Regions from separate parts of the Homo sapiens genome. Here region 1 is linked to region 2. A link is an interaction called in ENCODE POLR2A ChIA-PET data of the cell type or tissue named here. Cell type or tissue: PC-3. All regions are shown on one strand. Links, peaks and the distances in the headings refer to the core of each region. The heading gives the core; the rest is flanking DNA.

The links. Peaks named below come from ENCODE experiments on the same cell type or tissue, not always from the same donor. Only the 100,000 strongest peaks of a DNase experiment are listed, where the experiment ranks them.
Region 1: POLR2A ChIA-PET joins it to region 2 with 20 read pairs; 2 of 35 experiments call an interaction of 5 or more read pairs at or near these places.

Annotation. Positions count from the first base shown.
Region 1 is chr11:100,770,342-100,781,661 of GRCh38, reverse strand. ARHGAP42 (Rho GTPase activating protein 42) reads right to left here. Exons shown (of 24, transcript NM_152432.4): 2 at 11,224-11,319. Among named protein-coding and RNA genes, the nearest start is that of ARHGAP42-AS1, 88 kb to the right of the region's middle. In PC-3, for the core only: no CTCF peak of the experiment used is centred there; DNase peaks (open chromatin) are centred at 2,601, 4,341 and 5,201; H3K4me3 peaks cover 2,046 bases; H3K27ac peaks cover 5,122 bases.
Region 2 is chr11:100,552,395-100,563,714 of GRCh38, reverse strand. No RefSeq gene overlaps it. Among named protein-coding and RNA genes, the nearest start is that of ARHGAP42, 130 kb to the left of the region's middle. In PC-3, for the core only: no CTCF peak of the experiment used is centred there; DNase peaks (open chromatin) are centred at 1,424, 4,984 and 5,304; H3K4me3 peaks cover 931 bases; H3K27ac peaks cover 1,517 bases; H3K27me3 peaks cover 412 bases.

The sequences.
Region 1 (11,320 bases), core at 1,276-9,275, 220 kb before region 2:
TTATCATTTAATTCCTCTGACAAGAATACAAACCCCCTTGGGGTGAGGATTTATTTCTGTTTTGCACAATGATGTATCTTCAGCACCTAACATGGTACCTGACAAATTCTCGGTGCTTGGTAAGTATTTATTGAGTGAATGAACAAGTAACCTCAAAGTCAAAGTTGACAACCTAAGAGCCAGTTATCAAGGTTCTAGTACCCATGTGACTTCAGAAAATCATTTCACCTCTGGGTCTGAAGGAAAACATCAGCATTATCTCCCATGCTCACCAAAGTCTCCTTCTACTCCACTATACTAAAGTTGTGATTTGGGAAACCAAGCCAACATTTCTAAGTCAGAAGTAGCATTTTCCGATCATTCAGAAAAAAAAAAACAGTTCATGTTGTTCCTCCCCACCCTCACATGTACATAAAGAAAGTAAGAGAAAGATCCTAGAACTATAGAAATGCAGCTCCCAGAGAGAAAGAGGTAAACTACTCCACACCAAGAAAACACCTATTGTACAATACCATCCTCAAAGGCTATTTTAAAGCTGATTAATTTATATTACAGTATATTTAACATAAGTTAGAGAAACTCCACAAAGAAAACTAGGAAAACACCAAAAAAACAGGGCCAGTGGGCTGAACTTTGAGAAATGATCTATTACTATTGAACTCTTTCCAATTAACAAAAGTGCAAGCTGTGCCCATAACACCCACAAGGGCCATCACTTATTTTTCTAGGCTCTGATGTTAACCAATAGGCACCCAACAATGCCTAGTCTATCTTGACTATGTTCTCTTAGCATAATTAGCTTTGTTTTTACACGATTCAAAACAATTGTGACTTCACGTCTTTGGTTGTTTAATGTTGGTGTCCTCCAAAAAAAATTTAAACTACTTATGCCACCCATTGTGGCTTAGATCTGGTTGATACTTAAGTATTTACTGAATAAATGAGTTGTATAACCAGGAAATGCAGGCACAGACAAGTTCAAAAGAGAGGCAAGAGAAAGCTACAAAGCCGGTTTCTGACTCTAATCCCCATCGGCCTTCGGCTTTAACAATGTCGCTCTTACAGAAGAGCAAAAAACCTATCGTATTATTAGTCTTCAATAACGCTCCACCATGCTTCATAGAGTGGATCCTGGGTGGGTCAGGTGGACCAACTTCATCACTGTTCTGCCCATATCCACAAATGCACCAGCAATATTGCTTTTGGGGTTACCAATACATTTTAGAATATGTTAATTCACAAATATAAAACTTGCAAATAATTAGGATCAAGTATATATTTCTGCATCCCAAATTAGCATAGGTCATAGCATTTATTACACTAATTATTTTGTTGAGATTATTTTTTACTAACCATAGATAAAAGTTCTCCTTGACTCTCTATCCACCTCCCTGAAATAAGCCTTTTTTAAAGTCATGTTATTTTAAAAAAGGGGTTTACCACCTTATCCTTTAGTTTGTACACTCCATGAGAGCAAAATTTGGACCACCTTTTTCACAAGCACAGTTCTTGTCACATAACAGGTAGTCAATAAATATTGAATAAATGCAAAAAGAGAATAAATTTTTAACTCTGGTTTAAAATTTATTTTAATATTTATAAATATTTTTAAAACTTGTTTTTTTTTTTAGTTTTTGAGATGGAGTCTCACTCTGTCCCCCAGGCTAGAGTGCAGTGGCGCAATCTTGGATCACTGCAACCTCTGACTCCCAGGTTCAAGCAATTCTCCCGCCTCAGCCTCCCGAGTAGCTGAGACAACAGGCACGCGCCACCATGCCTGGCCAAATTTTCTATTTTTAGTAGAGACAGGGTTTCACCATGTTGGCCAGGCAGGTCTCGAACTCCTGACTTCAGGTAATACACCTGCCTCAGCCTCCCAAAGTGCTGGGATTACAGATGTGAGTCACCGCACCCAGCCAAAAACTTGTTCTAAATGATTCTAAAGTACATGTAAAAATTACATATGTGTGTGCATGTGTGTTAATTTATGACCTATTACCCTCTGAAAATTTAGATTAGCATACTGAAAAGAACCATAGTAGATATATTCAAGTAAGTACATATATATACACGTATATATGTATATATACGTATATATACGTATGTATATGTATATATATACGTATATATACGCATGTATACGTATATATATACGTGTATATATGTGTGTGTGTGTATATATATATATATATATTTTTTTTTTTTTTTTTTTTTTTGAGACGCAGTCTCGCTCTTGTTGCCCAGGCTAGAGTGCAACGGTGCAATCTTGGCTCACCGCAAAGTCTGCCTCCCAGGTTCAAGCAATTCTCCTCCCTCAGCCTCTCGAGTAGCTGGGATTACAGGCATGTGCCACAAGCCCAGCTAATTTTGTATTTTTAGTAGAGATGGGGTTTCTCCATGTTGGTCAGGCTGGTCTCGAACTCCTGACCTCAGGTGATCCACCCACCTTGGCCTCCCAAAGTGCTGGGATTACAGGCGTGAGCCACTGCACCCAGCCAGTATATATATTATTGTTAATATAAGGCTCTAAAATTCTATTTACCCTAAAGTGATTCATTTCTGTAAAAGTTTAATAGCTTTTACAGCTGTGGTTGTTCACTCTACAAATATTAAATCTTTGCTACAAATAAAGCTCTAAAGTACTACGAAGGAATAGGAATATGAGTAAAACTTTCAGACCTCAAAGAGCATATAATTTGCTACAAGTGATAAGCAAGTGAGCCCTCTGTACAAAAGACTGGGCTATTTTTTGTTGGGCAGAACAAAGTCACAAAAAAAGAATGAGGTTTTAGGGGATTAATGTCTATCCATCAGTTAAAAAATAAATTTCTTTCCAGGCTTGTGACATGACAAGTTTTCAGGTTGTTTTTTAACTCGAAGCCTGAAATATGAAACACCTAAGCTTTTGAATTTCAAATTAAGTCAAATAAAGTGCTTCAAAATACACAGCTAATATGATAAAAGCATCTCTCTCAAGCAGCGTGTTTTTTTTAAGAGAGGAACACCACCTGAAATGTGCAACTTTCCCAGCTGCTTCCATCATTAATTGTGGGTGGTTTCTGTGTGGGTACAAAAATAAGGGTGGTTTAAAAAAAAAACAGGAAAACAATAATTCAATTGTCCAACTGAGAGCTATTAAAAAGTAAAATATGCTTCCTCTGCAGAGTTAAAAAGAAAATGTTATTTGTATAAACAATTTAGGCATTTAGAAATGTTCCACTTTAATACACGACTTCCTGATTTATATAACCACATTTAAGTGGTTGTAATGAGGGTCTGTAAAGAATGATGGATATTTTTTTTTTGATTCAGCAAATGAGAAGGTAGTTTACTTCCTCAAATTTAATAAAATATCACAGGTCTCTTTTAGAAGAGTTCAGCTGTGGTTGATAATGGCATTGCCTTTGGTTTAGAAATTTTTCCTAAAAATGCCCAAGAAGAATCTCATGGCTACAAACAACTTCACCGTTTCTTTTTTTTTTTTCTTAAGAGACAGGGTCTCAACATGTTACCCAGGCTGCAGTACAGTGGTGTGATCATAGTTTAATGTAACCTCAGCTTCTGGGCTCAAGGGATCCTGCAGCCTCAGCCTCCTGAGTAGCTAGGTCTATAGGTGCATGCCACCATGCCTGGCTAAATTTTTACTTTTTATAGAACTGGGGCCTCATCCAGGATGGTCTGGGACTCCTGGTCTCAAGCATTCCTCCCGCCATGGCTTCTGCAAGCACTAGGATTATAGGTGTGAACTATCACACCCCGCCCAGTTCTACCTTTTGTATCACAATACCACTAGACAAATATTGAGTAAACTGTAAAAATGCATATTTGTACTCATGACCAAATTCTGAAGAAAATTTTCACAGAAGCATTTTCAATAATTTAATCATTGAATTTGTTTAAGTCAAAAAAGAAAATAGGTCTTTTTTTTAAGAAAAATTATTAATGATCTTTTGAATGCATTTTCTGCATTTATTATGGCAGTTATGATTTTTAACCTGAAACAAAAGCTATTATCTCTCAAAGTGTTTCTACACTATAGAGGAATCCTTTCCAAATACAAAAAGTAAATTGTTTCCCATACTTTCCACCCTAGACTATATTCCTATTTCTCATTTGGGAAACAGAATCAAATATTACCTTTCCATTTGACCTAACAGACGCATCTTCAAAGTAAGTAAAAATTTTATGCCTTTTTACACAGTCACTCTTCTAACAAAGAAACTGAATGAGATTTTCCAACCACTCCCTTGAAAAAATTCTTCTTGACACCCTCAGATCAGGTATCCAAGATCACTCTCAGGCTTCTATCTACAGATCAATGTGAGTCACCTCACCACAGTAACCCACTGATGCACACCCAGCCTCAGAGAGGTAATCAAACAATAAATATTTGCACCTTGGCAAAGCACTGCCAGCACAGGAAGACATAGTAAAGCCCCTGTGACTTGAATTGCCACTATTTTAACCTGCTATACCTTCACCTTTCAACACATTCTCCTAAAGACAGAACAAGAAGTAAAAATGTCAGGGCACCTCAGCCAATGCTGTACACAAAACTTGGTTCATGTTCGAGCTCTCATCCATCAATCAGTACATGTACGATTCGTACAAGCATTTCCATAAAACAGCTTCTTTTTTAAAATGCGACATGCTCTTCGTGTTTTTTTTTTTTTTTTTTTTGAGACAGTGTTCACTTTGTTGCCCAGGCTGGAGTGCAGTGGTGCAATCTGAGTTCACTGCAACCTCCACCTCCCGGGTTCAAGTGGTTCTCCTGCCTCAGCTTCCCGAGTAGCTGGGATTACAGGCACGTGCCATCATGCCCAGCTCATTTTTGTATTTTTAGAAGAGATGGGGTTTCACCATGTTGACCAGGCTGGTCTTGAACTCCTGACCTGAGGTGATCTGCCTGCCTAGGCCTCCTAAAGTGCTAGTGCTGGGATTACAGGAGTGAGCCACTGTGCCCGGCCGATGCTAACTATTAGGCACTATCCTTGTTGCTATGTCTGCATATCTGCATTTAAAATGGAGTAAACAAGGGACCAGCAATACACTAGTTATGTCAGAAATAGCTGGGGGATTGTTAAAAAATATAGTTTGATCCAAACTACCTAACTGACTGACTCATTTCTCCACTCCTAATTTGGAGCTATTACCTTAGTTGACAAATGGTAGTGTATTGCCTGTCACTACCACAGGAATTTTCTGTTTAGGTGTGTCTAAAGGAATGAAGTCTCCACCAAAAATATTTACTAGCAAAGTGACTCTCCTTCTTGGTAAATGTTTAATCTCTTGAGTCCAAAGCTCATACTGTTCAAGACTTTCCTGAGAGTCTAGGTCATCACACAACATCACTAACCAAGCTGTTTACGCACAATCGCAACTGGACTTTCCAATGGTTTCCAAGATTACATAGAATGAATAAACTTTGCCTCATATTAATGACTAACATTTTTATTGGCACTAGTTCAGTTTGACTAACAATATCTAACTTTTTTTTTTTTTGAAATGGAGTTTTGCTCTTGTTGCCCAGGCTGGAGTGCAATGGCACGATCTCAGCTCACCGCAACAACCCCCTCCCAGGTTCAAGCTATTCTCCTGCCTCAGATTCCCAAGTAGCTGGGATTACAGGCATTCACCACCACTCCTGGCTAATTTTGTATTTTGAGTAGAGATGGGGTTTCACCATGTTGGTCAGGCTGGTCTCGAACTCCCAACCTCAGGTGATCCGCCCGCCTCAGCCTCCCAAAGTGCTGGGATTACAAGCGTGAGCCACCGTACCCGGCCACAATATCTAAATTTTTTTAAAACCTAGAGGTCTTCTCATTTTTAATCTTTGATTTAAAATGATTTCAAATTATAAGTACTTAATACAAAAACAAAATAGAGTAACTTGCATACTCCAGCTTTGGTGTGGTTAAAAATTCTCAAGTGATGTGCTCAGACTTAAAGTCTTTTATTATCCTATACACTAATGTGCTAAATCAATGCAGCTAAACAACCCGTCTCATAGGCAGATTCACAGTAGTATCTTTGGACATCCAGCCGTTTGAACTAACCCACCATAAACAGTGTTTTCAAAAGAATATGATTTTAGTTTCTGCACAAATAACCTTTTATTTCCTATCAGTAAGGTTTTAAGGCTGGGCAAATAACTCATGTTGGAACGTTATCAATTCCCATGCAAGAGTGTGCTCCAGGACTGATGCAATGGGTATTGTTTTTGTATTTACATACATATTACTTGTGTAATTATAGTTAAATGATGGTACCTTTTTGTATTTGGTCTACCCCTATAAATATATATGAGAGGAAGCTTGAATCTATCTTATACCGGTTTATAGTCACTCTTCTCCCCTCCATCACCAATTTCTGAGCCCCGCGTGTCTAGCACTGTACTCCTAACTCAATGTCTTCCTTACTCAGTTCAAAACACCAAAGCCAAATAAAAAGTGGGCAGTTAGTGCAGCTGTGGGAAGTTATGTGGATGGACTCAATAGGCCACTTCCCACTCACCCAGCACTGCAGTGAGCAGATGAAAGGGAACAGGCCAAAGCTCACCTGCAGCTCATTTATCCTTAGAGAAGGGAGGGCAATGGCCTCTTGATGCTCTTCAATGAAAAGGGAGGTGCTAAAAAAAAAAAGTGCAGGACACTGCCCTGCTTGGAACTTCAGTCCTGACCTGCTCTCTGAGCCACAGGAATTCCCCACTGGGTCTCGAACAACGAATCCCATTTTGCCTCCTTCCAAGCCAGCAGTGTGTCACTGGCGCAAAACAAAACAAAACAAAAAACCCAGCAAGCACAGGCCAAAAGGGTGGAGGCAGAGGGAACCAGTGAAGCGTTGGGACAGATGTACAGGCCAGACATGGGCCTACACATCAAACACCCTCCCAGAACAACTTTCATAATTAGGCAATTATACTGATAGAATAACACCACCTTCTCTTCCTTACTTTGCCCAAAACCTTTTTTTATCCTCTTCCACTGTAAGCGCAATGAAAGCAGACATCTTTATTCATCTTCCTCTTCCCTTCCTACCCATTCCCACCACCAACTTACACACAGAAAGCCTGCCGATGTCTTACTTTTCAAGTCATTTTGCACTGACATGACCCACATACAAAAGATGAGCTTCTTTGTAAGTCACAGTATTTTGTGGCTATGTCATCAGTAGGTCTCAAGCCTACTCCAGCTGAGAGTGTTGTGGGGCTATTGCTCGCTGCTCAGAGTCACAGCTGTCCCTACCTCATTCCTCTTTCATTAAATCAGAGCAATAAAGAAGTCGTTGGAACTCAGGCTTCAACAAGGTAAAGACAGTGAAAACGCTGTACCGTCCCACGTAGAACTGAAGCCAATGAAGGTGGACAAGCGTGATCCTTATGCTCCACCCACTCCAGACACACACGTTAGTCCCAGGGATACATTTTCCAGTTTATTGTCCTTTGTAGAACAGCTTGGTGTAATCTCATAATCTTCCAGGTCAGCAATGATTCTTCAGAGCCTCCTCCTACTACTTCTTTATTATCTACATAATTTATTTTTAACTGTTTAGAGTATATGTGGGAGCTCAGGTAAAGGGTAAAAAGTGTTGAATAGGATATTGAAACATATCTATATTTTTACAGGAGTTGTTCCAGAAATATTTTATACTTGTAAGTCATTTTGCTCTAAGTTTTCCTAATAGCATTGCTATTTAAATCAGATTCCGAGTGCAAAGGGTTTAAATAAGTCTCCTGATTTAAAATTAGCAAGCAACATTACATCTGCTTGTGTAGATTCTTCATCTCCTGATCTCCAACCTGAGATTTAACTTCACAAAGCCCACATAGCATTAAAATTTAATGTAATAATCATTGCTTGTAAGCCTTCACCTACTGATCAATTCACACCTCTCGAATCTAATCTGCAACAGCTGCACAACAATGTTCAATTAGCCAAAGTGGAAAGAGTCAAACAAACCACTGTTGAGATATCAAGTTCACTACAACTTGGGGAAATTACCTAACATCTGCCTAGAAGGCTGCGTAGCATAGTGATTAAAAACCCTACGTCTGCAGTTACTACATGTATGTGTGACTTCAAGATGTCTTTTAAGTAAGAAGCTTAATGGAAATGGAAACATACAGAAAGATGTTTTCTGTACTCTTAACAATAACAGGTAAAGGGTCAACCAGAAGTAACCTGAACATACTATAGGGACTATTTCATAAATTCATGTATATGAACCTGATGAAATAAACTCATGAAGCCATTAAAATTATATCATCTGTGGAAACCCAGGAGTATTTGCTATAATCCTCTTTCCAAAGAAAAAAATACCAAATTATATATATCATTGTATTAGAAAAATATGTACATAAGTGAAAAATATTAAAGTTTATAAGGAAAATTATGTCATTTAGTGAACAATTTATCTGAGGGTCTACTATTAGGATCTGGGTCAAGCGCTAAGGCTAAAAGGGTTGAAAAAGAAAAAAATCTGGCTTCTGCCTTCATGGAATTTATAGCTTAATATAACTAAGTGAAGGCTGGGCATGGTGATTCACACCTGTAATCCCAGCACTTTGGGAGGCTGAGGCAGGTGGATCACCTGAGGTCAGGAGTTTGAGACCAACTTGGCCAACATGGGGAAACCCCATCTCTACTAAAAATACAAAAATTAGCTGGGCATGGTGGCATACGCCTATAATCCCAGTTACTCAGGAGGCTGAGGCATGAGAATCACTCAAACCCAGGAGGCGGAGGTTGCAGTGAGCCGAGATCATGCCACTGCACTCCAGCCTAGGTGACAGAGCAAGACTCTGTCTCAAAATAAATAAACAACTAAGTGAAAATAACTGTTACGTAAATATGTGGGTATAGCTTTTCTAAGTAATAATGCTAATATATTTGTATTTTAGTAATATAATCTAGGCTTTTACCTGGCTAAGTGTATACTACAAAGCCTATGTTGAGGACCAGACGTTTATATCACCAATGTCAAGAAATGACAAGCAAAATGACCACTATTGTTCCAAATGTTGGCAGTGCATGATCCCTAATGCTGCCCTTCCCCAGCTCTGCTGTGAGGAGGAAGAAGTCATGCATGTGGGAGGGCTCTCCCTTATTCCTGGAGGCACTTTAACTATACCTCAGGCAAGTGACAGGCATGGCTGGACCATCTTTGATCACAAAACTGAGGGCCAAAGAAGACCAGCCACTACACCCTCCCCTCAAATTAACTAACACTTCTAAAAAGGCAAGCAAAGAGAGTGACCACTTGGCATATATCTGCTCAGAAAGACTGCGAATATGATCACAATGATGTATGCATCATGTAAATTCCACATGCAGAGAAAGCTTGTATAAGGACTCTGTACCCTGCCCAGAGATTTCTCCAAAAGGAGCTCTTGTGAATGCAGGCAAGCTAAAGCCACACAATGAAGCTGAAATTCATTCAGCTTAGCTTCTCCTGAGAGCCTTCTTTTTGTGGGGGTAACATTGCCCTTTTGTTTCACAGCGAGGTCTGTGCTAAGACTTGCTACTTAGGGAGTCAAAGCTAATAAAACATACCGTCTAGAAATACAGACATAACTGGTAGAACTATACAAGAAAAAGAAAGGGCAGAGGAAGAAGAGGAATGTGATTGTGGAGAGGTATGAAGGGGATTACAAATCCCTGCTTCTCAGAGCGTGGTCCATGGACTAGCAGTGTGGACATTACTTTCAAATCTATTAGAAATGTGAATCTTACACGCAACCCAAGACCTGCAATTAAGATTTCCAGCCGGGCGCAGTGGCTCACGTCTGTAATCCTAGCACTTTGGGAGGCCAAGGCGGGTGGATCACAAGGTCAGGAGTTCAAGACCACCTGGCCAACATAGTGAAACCCCGTCTCTACTAAAAGTACAAAAAAAAATTAGCCAGGCATGGTGGCGGGTGCCTGTAGTCCCATCTACTTGGGAGGCTGAGGCAGGAGAATTGCTTGAACATGGGAAGCGGAGGGTGCAGTGAGCCGAGATCGTGCCACTGCACTCCAGCCTGGGCGACAGAGCAAGACTCTGTCTCAAAAAAAAAAAAATTCCAGATGTTTCCTACAGACATTAAAGTTGGGCAATCACTGGTCACTGTTCTTAAGTGTTTGTAGTATTGTATTTTTACACCCAGAAGTAGGGTACACTTAGTAATATCCTCTAAAATATACATAAATATTTTATATACTCTTTTCATTATATGACATATCTCTAATCCAGCCTACAAAGGGACCACACATCTATAAGCTGGAAAATGTAGAGGTCTTTAAAAGGTGGGGGTGGAGGGAGTTATAAGAATCAGACCTTCAAACAATAAAAAGTCAGATATAGATAAAACTTCAGAGTTCATATAACACGACCTCTTCATTTTATGGGAGATGAATCCTTCTGTTTCAGAAAGGAGCATGGTTTCCCCAGGGACACATTGCCAAATTACTGAGGCAACGTCAGATTAGGGTTCAAGTCTCCTGATCCGCAGTAATGTTCTGCATCTGCAACAACACTGGTTTAGGGAATCATAGCTGATTTGTTTTCTTTAAAAACAAATATTCACATTAAAAAAGAAACCAGTATTAAGAAAAAAAAGGAAGATAATTTTTTAAACCAGTGCCTGGTATATTTAATAGTAGATACCTAATATATATTTGTTTGAACGAATAATTCAAAGCTCGGCTGACCTGAGTTATAGAATGATTAAGTCATTTCCTTATGGAAACAACAAACAAACAAACACAGAGCTTCGATTTAAAAACAATTTATAATATTTTCTTTAGGCCAAGCGCAGTGGCTCACGCCAGTAATCCCAACACTTTGGGAGGTCGAGGCGGGTGGATCACCTGAGGTCAAGAGTTCGAGACCAGGCTGACCAAAATGGTGAAATCCTGTGTCTACTAAAAATACAAAAAATTAGCTGGGCATGGTGGCAGATGCCTGTAATCCCAGCTACTCAGGAGGCTGAGACAGGAGAACCACTTGAACCCGGGAGGCAGAGGTTGCAGTGAGTCAAGATTACGCCACTGCACTCCAGCCTGGGTGACAGAGAGAGACTCTGTCTCCAAAAAGAAAAAATTTCTTCCATAGAAACCTAAAATCACTCTTATAGTATTGTCAAAGTCAGAAAATATTTTACATGTTTATTATTTAGGTGTGTGTCTATTTGATTTCAGTAAAATAAATATTAGTAATAGAACTTTCTAAAACAGTAGTACTTACCAATACTAATTTCATCATCTGTTTCAGCATCACCAATACATTCAAACTGGAAATCTTGCAATGACTGGGAAAATTTCTGCACTGCCATAGACAGATC
Region 2 (11,320 bases), core at 1,227-9,226:
TTTGCTTCTCAACTGCAGACAATCAGTACCATTCCACCTATCCTCAGGCGAAAGCAGAGCACTGTCAGCTCTGTATGTGGTGAGGAAAGGACTGTTCTGTCTTCAAGGGGCATGCTGAATTTTAAAACCCAGCTGGAGTGTCCTAAAAAAGTGGAAGAACACTAAAGGGAACGGAACACTAGAAAGAAGAGTCAGGTCAGGAAACAGGATAGATAAAGAAAATCCTGGGCTTCCACTGTGGATAGCGAAGGTTACCCACAATCTAAAGCCCTCCAAAAGCTAAGGCAAGAGCCGGTTTTACGGAGGGGCACATGCCACAGTTATTAGGCCCCATCCTTGTCTAGTACAGTATTACTTGTCTAGTATAGTAGAGTAGTGCCTACTCTGAGAGTAATGGAACGCATAGATTGAGCAGGATAATGGTAAGTTTAACAATATTATATGTATTTATAAATGGCCACAATGAACTCTAGTGGGCGGCTGGATCTCAGTTTCAGTGCTACCGTGGGAAAAGGATTTCTGAACCATATCCTACAACCAACATAATTATGAGAGTCAAACCAAGTATGGCAGTGGTGCAGCAAACATTTACCTTTTAAATTTTTTTTCCCCAGCTCTGTCAGGATTCTCTCTGGCCAGTGAGTGTTGCAGGCAGCTGCATACCCTGTAGGGGAGTCAGGGGTGAGGAAAAAGCCAGGCCGAGGTGGGCTGCATTTGCTCCAGCTCTGTGCAGCTACCTCACTTCCACCGTTTCTGAAATCTTGGCCGGCCAATTGGGAAGATGCAGCGGGGTGTTCATGTGTATGTAGTCTCTTCCTGACAATATGTAACCCACCTGCAGTTATAATTTTACCTTTTTAATGTTTAAAATAAGTCACACAGGTTTATTTAAGGGGAAAAAACAACAACTAGGGAACACTGATGAGCAAAAAGAAAAATTTATTTGTGGTGATCCAAGTTAAAGATAGTAATATAGGCATATTTTTACAAATGGAATCTTCTTATATATATGTTTATATTCTGCTTTTTCTGGTAGTATGGATTGAGACTCTCTTATGTCTCACATTATATTTGAATTACACTGAAAACATGGTGTTGTTTCTTCTTTATGCTGTTCTGTAACCAATATTACCCACTGCAAAATTTTATTTTCCTGTGGAGGCAGTCATAATTCCCTTTCCTGTCCCATGAAAGGCAATAACACCCACAGTCTTCAAGATCCAACAAAATGATGTTAGACAAAGAATGAGATCTTCTAGAACTGAGTTCCAGAGGGAACTGCATGAAAAGGGTAGCAGAATCACAGAAGGAAATAGAGAGCTGGAAGAGCCAGTTCTTCTTGCAACAGTTTAGAGAGGCAGAGAGAAAAGACTGGACCTTCTCTGGGGTATTGAAGTTTATTCAAATCCCACACAATGCAAAAACTGCGGAGAGCCAACACATTGCAGAGGAATGTGTTGGGCCACCAGCCAGAAGTTAATAAACACTAATGGATGGTTCTGATGAATGATGTGTTCACAGAGGTCATTTATTTATAACTCCACAACAGAGAGATATTTTACTTTCAAACTTCAAAAATCACACGAGTAATACATGTTAATTTGAGAATAGACAAATACAATGAAGAAAATCATTATTCTAATATGTGATCCATTATGATAATACTATACCTTATTTCTTTTTCAAAACTGGGATTATATTGTACATTGTATCTATAGTCTGTTTTCTCTATCTTTGTATCTATTTATTTTTCAGTTGCATTATAACTCATTTTTCTATTTGCTCTGAAAAGATGATCATTGAAATTCCATAAACTCCAGGTGCTTCAATATCCCCAGCTGCCTTCGTTCCTTAACTTACAGAGTCTTGACTGCTTAATCATTCCCTCAATTCTATGAGATACCCCAAACTTTTAAATATAATCTTCCTTCTATTTAAAGTCTGCAGAGTCACTTTGTGGTGTTTGATACCAAATTTTAAGCAACATATACAAGAATTACGGGAAAGATGAAGAAAAACAGGAAGGCACTCAGGCCTAGTGAAAACTGTTGCTCTTCATGGGGCAAGTTGAAGTCAAAAAGCAAATAAACCTTCATCTGAAACTGCATAAAAAGGAAAGATAAACTTACAGAAAAACAGAACACCATTAAAAGGAGAAGCAGATCTGCCTGCAGTTGGAAAAGAAATTAGAAAATGGAGAGTCAGCAATTTCATTAACTTAGTGAATTAACTTAGAGCTTAAAAACTTCAGAGCTTAAAAGTTTTTTTTAAAAAGGCAAGATTTTGAGAGGAGTATAAAGTCTAGGACTCACTAAGGATATTAGTGTGGGAAGAACCAAACAACAGTAACCTTAGATCAGAAAATCTCTGAATATTTTCCAGCTGGAAAAACTTCCCTTGCAAGAGAACATTTACTGGATAAAATACCAGGGAAGAGGCAGAGCATTGGTCAATGTAGCAACAGAGATAAGAATAAGAATCATTTCCCCAAGAAGATTTCAAAAAAATATACTGTATTTTGCAGATATTCTAAATTAAGCATAAAGAGAGCAGGAGGCTCTATTTCCCTTAAAATAAAGTACAAGTTTTTATTAAAGTATAAAAGTTCACTAAAAAATTAACTTAAAATTGCCACTTCAGAAGGAAGATCTTGTAAACTTATTAGCCCTTTTTACATGACTTGTCATATTTCTCATTTAGTTTTATTAAAGGGACGGGGAGACCACTTTGAATTAAACTAATATGTATATGCAGATAAAATTGGATGCAGTCTCTAGGGTGATTCCATCTTCTCCTAAGAAAAAAAATTTGTAGGGGAAAAGACCATATTTGGATCTTTTACACTGTGTGTGCCAGGCTGGGAACCTAAATTTGTCCCTTGTCTCTTATACTGCCCTCAGATTAGGTTTTGTATGTCTGCCTGTGGTTGGCCTGTGTCCCATTCTATCAAGTTTCATGCTTGCTACTGTATTTACTGCCAATCAATGTTCAGAGTGTACTAGGGCGCTAATGGATCTTGATCAGCGATCTCAATTTCTCAACCTTCTCAGCCATTATATGCTGTACTTTTAGAAACAGGTATTTATATTTCCAAGCTGGCATACAGGAAGGCACATTCATTGATAATAAGGAGTCAAGGAGAAGTTAAAATAGACTTCTGACTGTCTTTTGCTTTTCAGAAGCAATTACTATCATTGGACTCAATTCTGCCAGTAGACAGAGTTAAGTTAGTTTTAGAATAGAAGTTGAGTAGGCAGTTAAATGCCTGGACTTTGCCTTTACTTTTTTTTCCCCCTCTAAGATACAGCAGGGACAAAAATGAGAGTAATCAGTCTACTGGATTCCTTTGAACACATTAACTTTCAGATGGGAGGAAGAGAGGTGAACGGTCACTGGAGCCTCTTTGAAGCTTCATGCTAGAGCAAAGATAGGAGGTGGAAAAAGAAGTGGGAAAAGGGGAAAGATAAGGTTGAAGAAAAGGTGATTGATTTTATTTTTTCCAGGCACGGTTCCCCAGTTATACATGAGGAAAAGAAAAAAAAATACTTTAATTTCCTTGAGCAGAATCCCCCAATGATATGGAAGGATTCTTAATGAGCTTAAGTTAATTAAAGCCACACCAGAAATTGACTATGCTTTCTAAATATTCTTTGATATGATATTGTGGATTTTCTTTTACTTTATAGTGTATGTTTCACTGAAAAGTTCCAACCTTGTTTCCGCCAAGGTAAAAGGAAAAGATGATTTTCTATTCATTCAAGTGTCATGATTTTAAGCTGTTCATGACAAACCTGCCAACAGATCCAAGGTGCTCAGTTAAGAATTCCAGGTTAGGTAAAAAACTTGGAGACAGTTAAATACAAGAACAGATTTTGAGGCAAGAAGCAAGATAGAAATGGAATGAAAAGACCATTTTTTCCTGAGAATAGGATTGGGATGCCCAGAACTCCTTTATATCAGGTGCTAGTGTCCAACTGTCTGTGTTCCATTGTAAACAAAGTTACTTTTGGAGTAAATTTATAGCCTTGCCTGAGGTTACTTCTGTGGGTCATCTCTGGGATGAGGTGGCATGATATTCTGTTTATGCTCACTTTTTTTCTTTGCTTCTTAGCTTTTATAAAAGGAGGCCAACTCTACCCCCAGCATGGTCAATTATTAGTATACTTTGCTCCATACTTAATTGGCCCCAAAAACTAAGGACTTCAAGTGCTGGTCAAGGAATATAACTTTAAATACATAGTTGCCAGATAGCTACTAGGCAACTACCCCAAGAGAGTATTTCTCTAGAGAAATGAAACTTTGATATACTATTTACTATTGATTAGGGCTTGAATTCTGCATAGTAAGCAGACTGATAAATTATAAATGATTTTTATCAATAGAGATGTAAATTTATTCTCTCAGTAGAAAAACCTAAACCCCAAGCTTGTGGTTTTATTGCCCTATAGGTCATAAACCAGTTTTTATAATAAAAGCCAAATTTATCAAACCTGTTTCATCACTACCTTCCTTTTTTTTTTTTTTTTTTTTTTTGAGACAGAGTCTCGTTCCATTGCCCAGGCTGGAGTGCAGTGGTGCGATCTCAGCTCACTGCAGCCTCTGCCTCTTGGGCTCAATGAATTCTCCTGCCTCAGCCTCCCAAGTAGTTGAGACTACAGGTATGCACCATGTCCGGCTAATTGTTTTTTTTTTTTTTTTTTTTTTTTTTTTGGGAATTTTAGGAAAGGGGGGGTTTGCCATATTGGCCAGGCTGCTCTCAAACTCCTGACCTCAAGTGATCTGCCCACCTCGGCCTACCAAAGTGCTGGGATTACAGGTGTGAGCCACCGCACCCAGCCCATCATTGCCTTCCTGAATGCCTATATAAACCTCTGTTCTGCAAATGCTCTTTGAACCAGCTTTACTATCCTGCTGGTCCTGTCTCTGATGCATTAAACAAATCTTTGACACATTTACCAAATATTTGAATGAGAGTTAACATTTTGAAAGGTGTACTTTGACAACGTCTTTCCCTACCTGCTCTGTGAAGGCTCATCTTACACTGTTTAAGGGTTTTCTTTGTGTCTCTTCTAAAGCTCTCTGTTCTTGGATCTCTATAAACCATATTCTTGCTTCTGAGGAATTTTATGAAAGGCAGGATGGTGTCACGGGAGATAATCAAATTTTAGAGTCAGACAGATACGAACTGATGTTGTGGTTTCCTGATCCATTAGATTTTCAATCCTGAACAGATCACTTCTCTGGCCATATTTTTCTCTAAGATAGAATTAATCACATCTACTTGGCAAAGGAATTGCTCAGGTGACTCATTTGTGAAGTGAGGAAGTCAAATTGGTTAACCTCCAAGGTCCTCTTCAGTTCTAAGATTCTGATTCCAACATTTAAGAACTTCTTATTCCCAGTTAACTTTTAAGAGTCAAAAATTTAAATGTGCAAAGTTCATTTATCTTGGTTCGATACTTGGTTATAGAGCAGCCACGGCAGATAGGGCAGGGAAAACTCGAATACCCTCCACAGATCAGGCTCATAAATTCCCAGGATGCCTGGTCACCTTAGGAGCTCCAGATCACTTTCGGTTCCACTCATAAAAGCACCAGTTGCTTTGTTATAGTTTAAATCTAAGTATCTAACAAGTCAGCAGTTTGTCACCCAACATTAAAATGAAGATAACTTATAAGTAAAATTAATTTTTACAACTTGTGCCAAAGTCCACGTGGCAGGGGCGGTGGTTGGGAACAAACAAACCAACCAACCCAGATGAGGCTAGTTTATTCCTGGGGCCATGATATCATCTTCAAATATACCTTGGCAGATGGTAATGTTTTAGAAAACTACACAAAAATGAGATTCTAATAAGAAATTTTCTCTATTCCTTTGGATTCATAAAAATAATTTAAGATTCTCATATATAAAATCCTAAAAATAAGAAATATTTCATCATGTTTGTGGGCTTAAAGTCTGTCCCTATTTTAATTTTTACATTAACACCAAAATATATTTTAATAATGCTATTTGATATTGGCATGGTGTTATTCCAATAATATTTCTCACTTTGGTTAACCTGTTTCCATTTATTAAGTAGTTTTAAACATATACAGTAAAGTAGAATAATAATTGTAATAACCTAAATATTTTCAAAGACTTAGTTATGTTTTTACAGTAGCTGGCCGGGTGCAGTGGCTCATGGATGTAATCCCAGCACTTTGGGAGGCTGAGGTGGGCAGATATCTTCAGGCCAGGAGATCTAGATCAGCCTGGCCAACATGTTGAAACCCCTTTCCTACTAAAAATACAAAAATTAGCTAGGCATGTTGGTGTACGCTTGTAATCCCAGCTACTTGGGAGGCTGAGACATGAGAATCACTTGAACCTGGGAGGTGACAGTTATAGTGAGCTGAGATTGTACCACTGCACTCCAGCCTGGGTGACAGAGTGAGGCTCTGTCTCAAAAAAACCCAATAGCTAATAATTTCCTGCATGTAAGTCATATGTGAATGATGCATCTATTTTCATGTTTTAATAGTTTGCTTGAACTAAACAGATGTGAGAATCATCTTATGTAATGAAATTATGAAATGATATTCCATTATTTTTGCCACATCCTATTGGTTAGAAAGAAGTCATAGGTCCCACTTACATTCAAGGGGAGGAAATTGTCCAGGCACATGAGACAGGATCACTGGCCTCTTGTGTCTCTTCACCACATTTTAGAGTCTCTTCACCACAATTCATAAACAAAAAGTGTCACAAAGCAGAGGCTGTGATTAAATTGCAGAGGTACAGATAACATGCATAATAGTTGTTCAGAAGCCAGAGAAAGCACTGTACCCAAACAGATGAAAAACTATTTGCATGACAGCCCAAATTGCTTTACCTCCCTGTACTCGTTTCTGTATATGTAGAAACAGATAACTGGACTAGAGGACATCTAAGGTCCTAAATGTCTGTGGTTGCAAAACTATTTAACTGCTGAGCCTCAGTCTTCATAGCTATAAAGTTTTATTTAGTATTATTATCTTTCAGGGTGAATTCAAAGTCAGATAACCTGCAAATTCTATTTTCCTTCTGGGAGCTCATCAGCTTTAAGATAGTCTCATTCCCCACAGGCGTTAAAAATATTCACATTGTGACTAACAAATAATGTTTTGTTTGTGACATGTAGGATATTGACTTAAAGTTGTCTTTTATGAAGTGTCTCCTACTCTTTCTAAAATACAAACGCAGATCTCTGATCAATGGAAAGCCACTTTAATGCAGGCTATTGACCTGAGTTTATGAATACCGAATTCTGTGCCAGAGAATGGAGGAAAAATTTTAGGTAAATTATTTTTCTATCTGTTTCACCCAGAAAACAAAACAAAACAAAACAAAGAAAACCCCACTCCTTGAGTATAGGTACCTGGATATTTGCAAACTGAGGGTATAGAAAATGGGTCCCAGTGAGATTTAAGGGTCCATACATAGGCAGAATCATAATCAGGAGATTCATTAGCAACCAGTGTAAAGCAACAACATTTGAATTAGAAAGGCAGCAAAGACAAAAAGCATGCTTTGCCTTGGCACATCCTGAAGAGAGAGGAACATTGGATTCTATCAGAACAACAGAAGAAATTGCTCACACAATGCCTGAATAAGCAAGTGGAACAAAATCTGCCTAAAAAGGGAGCAAAAACAAGTTGAAATCATCCTAGTAGGGTATTTTAACACATACTTTTTGGATGAATTCTTAAACTTGGGGCTGTTGGGAAAGAATGCATAAAAATAATTCTAAGAAACAAATTCCACTTTCAAAATCATCACTCTTTTACAAATTGCCTGTTTTCCTGCATGTCATTTTCTGGGAAGTCATGTTGACCTTCCCATTATGTCAATCAAAGTAATTATATTCTGAATTTTAGGTTTGCTTGCATTCTCCCTGTTAATGTTTCCTTATTTGAACTCCAGAGGGGGAAAGACTTTTCTTATGTCCTCATAGTTCAACAGCTGGGTCTATAAAATAAATGAACAACAGGCAGATTAACAGGGGATAAAGTATGCAATTTTATTAATTTTTAATATTACATACATGGGGCGTCATAGAAAAAAAGCGAGTATCAAAAAATATGAGGAGACATGAGAGCTGCAGGAGAGAAAAAGTAGTACCTTCTCTCACTTATTGCAAGGTTCATGGCAGAGACACCTATAACAAAAGAAAGATTAATAAGAGAAAAGCATACACATTTATTTAATGTAAGTTTTACAGAACAAGCGAGCCTTCAGAAATGAAGATCCAAAGAAACAGGGAAACCTGTGTATTTTCATGCTAAATCTGATGAAGATGTGGATGGTTGTGGAGAAGTACTGTTGGACAAAGGGGACACAACCTAATAGTGATAAATGAGAGGGAGCTTAGTAAGTCCTGTTTGTTCAGATTCTTCTGTATGTCCCTGTGTCTTCAGAGATGAGGCTATTTCTTTCCTCTGGGTATACGGAGGGCATCTCTGGAATGAGGGTCTTATGATCTGCTTCAGGGGGAAGGGGTGAGGGGAAGGTGAGAGTGACCTTCCTTCTGCTGTTTTCTCAAATGCAAAGTTATCATAAGTTGTGACTAGTATGTTCTGAACCCCATTGGCTTATATTTTGTCTTAACAGAAGAAGGGGAAGGAGTGTAGACCACTTGGGGGAGAGTAAATGATTTTTTTTTTTTTTTTTTTTTTTTTTGAGACTGAGTCCTGCTCTGTCGCCCAGGCTGGAGTGCAGTGGCGTGATCTTGGCTCACTGCAAGCTCTGCCACCTGGGTTCACGTCATTCTCCTGTCTCAGTCTCCCGAGTAGCTGGGACTACAGGTGCCCGCCACCACGCCCAGCTAATTGTTTGTATTTTTAGTGGAGATGGGCTTTCACCGTGTTAGCTAGGATGGTCTGGATCCCCTGATCTCATGATCCGCCGGCCTCAGCCTCCGAAAGTGCTGGGATTACAGGAGTGAGCCACCGTGCCCGGCCAGTAAATGATTTTTAGGAAAGATGAATGAGCCCTGAGAAAAGTACATGGGAGATACGATAGTTTATGACAAGGTTTGTCTGGGTGTAGTGCCAAATTTAGTCTCCTCTACTATGATAAGGGTCAATTTTTTTTTTTTTTTTTGAGACGGAGTCTTGCTCTGTCGCCCAGGCTGGAGTGCAGTGGCACCATGTCGGCTCACTGCAAGCTCCACCTCCCGGGTTCACGCCATTCTCCTGCTTCAGCATCTGGAGTAGCTGGGACCACAGGCACCCACCACCATGCCCGGCTAATTTTTTTTTGTATTTTTAGTAGAGATGGCGTTTCACCGTGTTAGCCAGGAAGGTCTCGATCTCCTGACCTGGTGATCCGCCCGCCTTGGCCTCCCAAAGTGCTGGGATTACAGGTGTGAGCCACCGCGCCCTGCCATAAGGGTCAATTTTACCTGGTTGATGAAACTCCTGGGGAGGAGATTGACTACAATTGTGTTCCTTTTGAAGTATCTGACCTTGGGCAAATAAGGGGAATTCAGAGAAAGCCTCTCTCTGCATTTGCTGTTTTGCAAATGCCTTCAGCTCAAAATAATATACCTGTCATTCAAGAGACCACCTGGATGGTGAAATAGTAGGAAGCTGAACTTTATTGGTAATTTCAATTCGCAAGCTGACAAGAGACAGTCTCAGGTGTGTGCTAAAGGTGCTCCGTCTCCAAAGAGGGGAAGAGCCGGTTGGATTTTATGCCTCACAGGTTCCGCATTACACAGCAGAATCATACATATTCAGCAGGTTTTGGGGAAAAGCTATACATATTTATGAGGGGAGCTGAGTGTGTGCACAAGGATACACATACATGTAACATACATCCCGTGTTCATTTTTTTGCAGGGTTTTAGCATTAAATTGGGGTGAAATTTGGCTCTTTATGTTAAAAGGTGAACTACAGGAAACAAAGACAGTTTGTGCACAGCCTCTACAAGCTGGCTGAAACTGGCTTACGGTCTGCAGTAAGAGAATATTTAGGCCGGGCACGGTGGCTTACCCCTGTAATCCAACACTTTGGGAGGCTGAGGCAGGTGGATCACGAGATCAGGAGTTCAAGACCAGCCTGGCCAACATGGTGAAACACCATCTCTACTAAAAGTACAAAAATTAGTCGGGTGCGCTGGCAGGCACCTGTAATCCCAGCTACTTGGGAGGCTGCGGCAGAGAATTGCTTGAACCTGGGAAGCAGAGGTTGCAGTGAGCTGAGATCGTGCCATTGCACTCCAGCCTGGGCAACCTAGTGATACTCAGCCTCAAAAAAAAGAAAAAAAAAAAAAAAGTTTAGAAGGCCAGTCCTCTGTCCAATCAGAGCTGTAGTGGTCTGGGTTGTATTAAGAGCGTGGTTTTTCTTGTAGCCCTAGGAATTCAAAAATTTGCCAGGCCACCTGGGCCCTTTGCCTTTGATCTGTTAAGTAACTTTGTTTAACCTTAGGGACCATCTTAGTTGATAAAGGCGCATCTATTTTGTTCTCTCAGATCACGTATGTGCCAAAACAACATATCCTGGGGTGGTATGTCCTGAAGTCCTTCAATACCTCTGGATAATAAATCTGCAATCTCTTCCTGTGTGTGAGGTTTTAAACTCCCTTTCTCCTCTTTCCCCTGAGTTTTGCCATCTTAATTTATTGAAAGGTATTTGACATGACATCTTGAACTCTTGTACTTTACAAATGATTTCGTGTGAACTTCTCTGTGTGTCAGGGGAAGCTCATTCTTCCCGGGGGGCTGAACAGGTAGCAAGAGAGCAGAAGGGAACTTCCTGTGCTGGGTGCCCAGAGCTCTGCCTGGACTGACCCTGCGAAGGGGAATCGCTGTCTTCAAGTCAGAGACTGTGCAGACAACAGCTTTGATGCCATCTTCATGTCTCCAAATTGAAGGCAGCACAATTGGATTGAGAAACTGTTATGAAGCAGTATTTCCTTGAGAAGTTTCCTGAATCTGAACAGCCCCAGACAAGCCCCTCCCACGCAGCAGGTGGCCTTCAATCTAAGTCCACACAGGCTCATTAGAATCAGATTTTGTCATTTCTCAAATCACCTGTGGATCTTGTTACCACACAAAGTCTGATACAGTGGGTCGGGTTGAGGTCGCATTTCTGCATTTCTAACAGGATCCAGGCTGACCACACTTGAAGCAGCAAGGTCCTAGCTTAACCCCTTACTTTACAGGTAGGTGGTACCTGTACAATTAGCTGGCTTAGCAAATTACCTGGAGTCAGGCAGATATTTAGCAGCAGGGCCAGGACTAGAAGCCAGATTTCCTGATTTTCAGTGAAACACTCTTAGCCAAATATTTTATAAC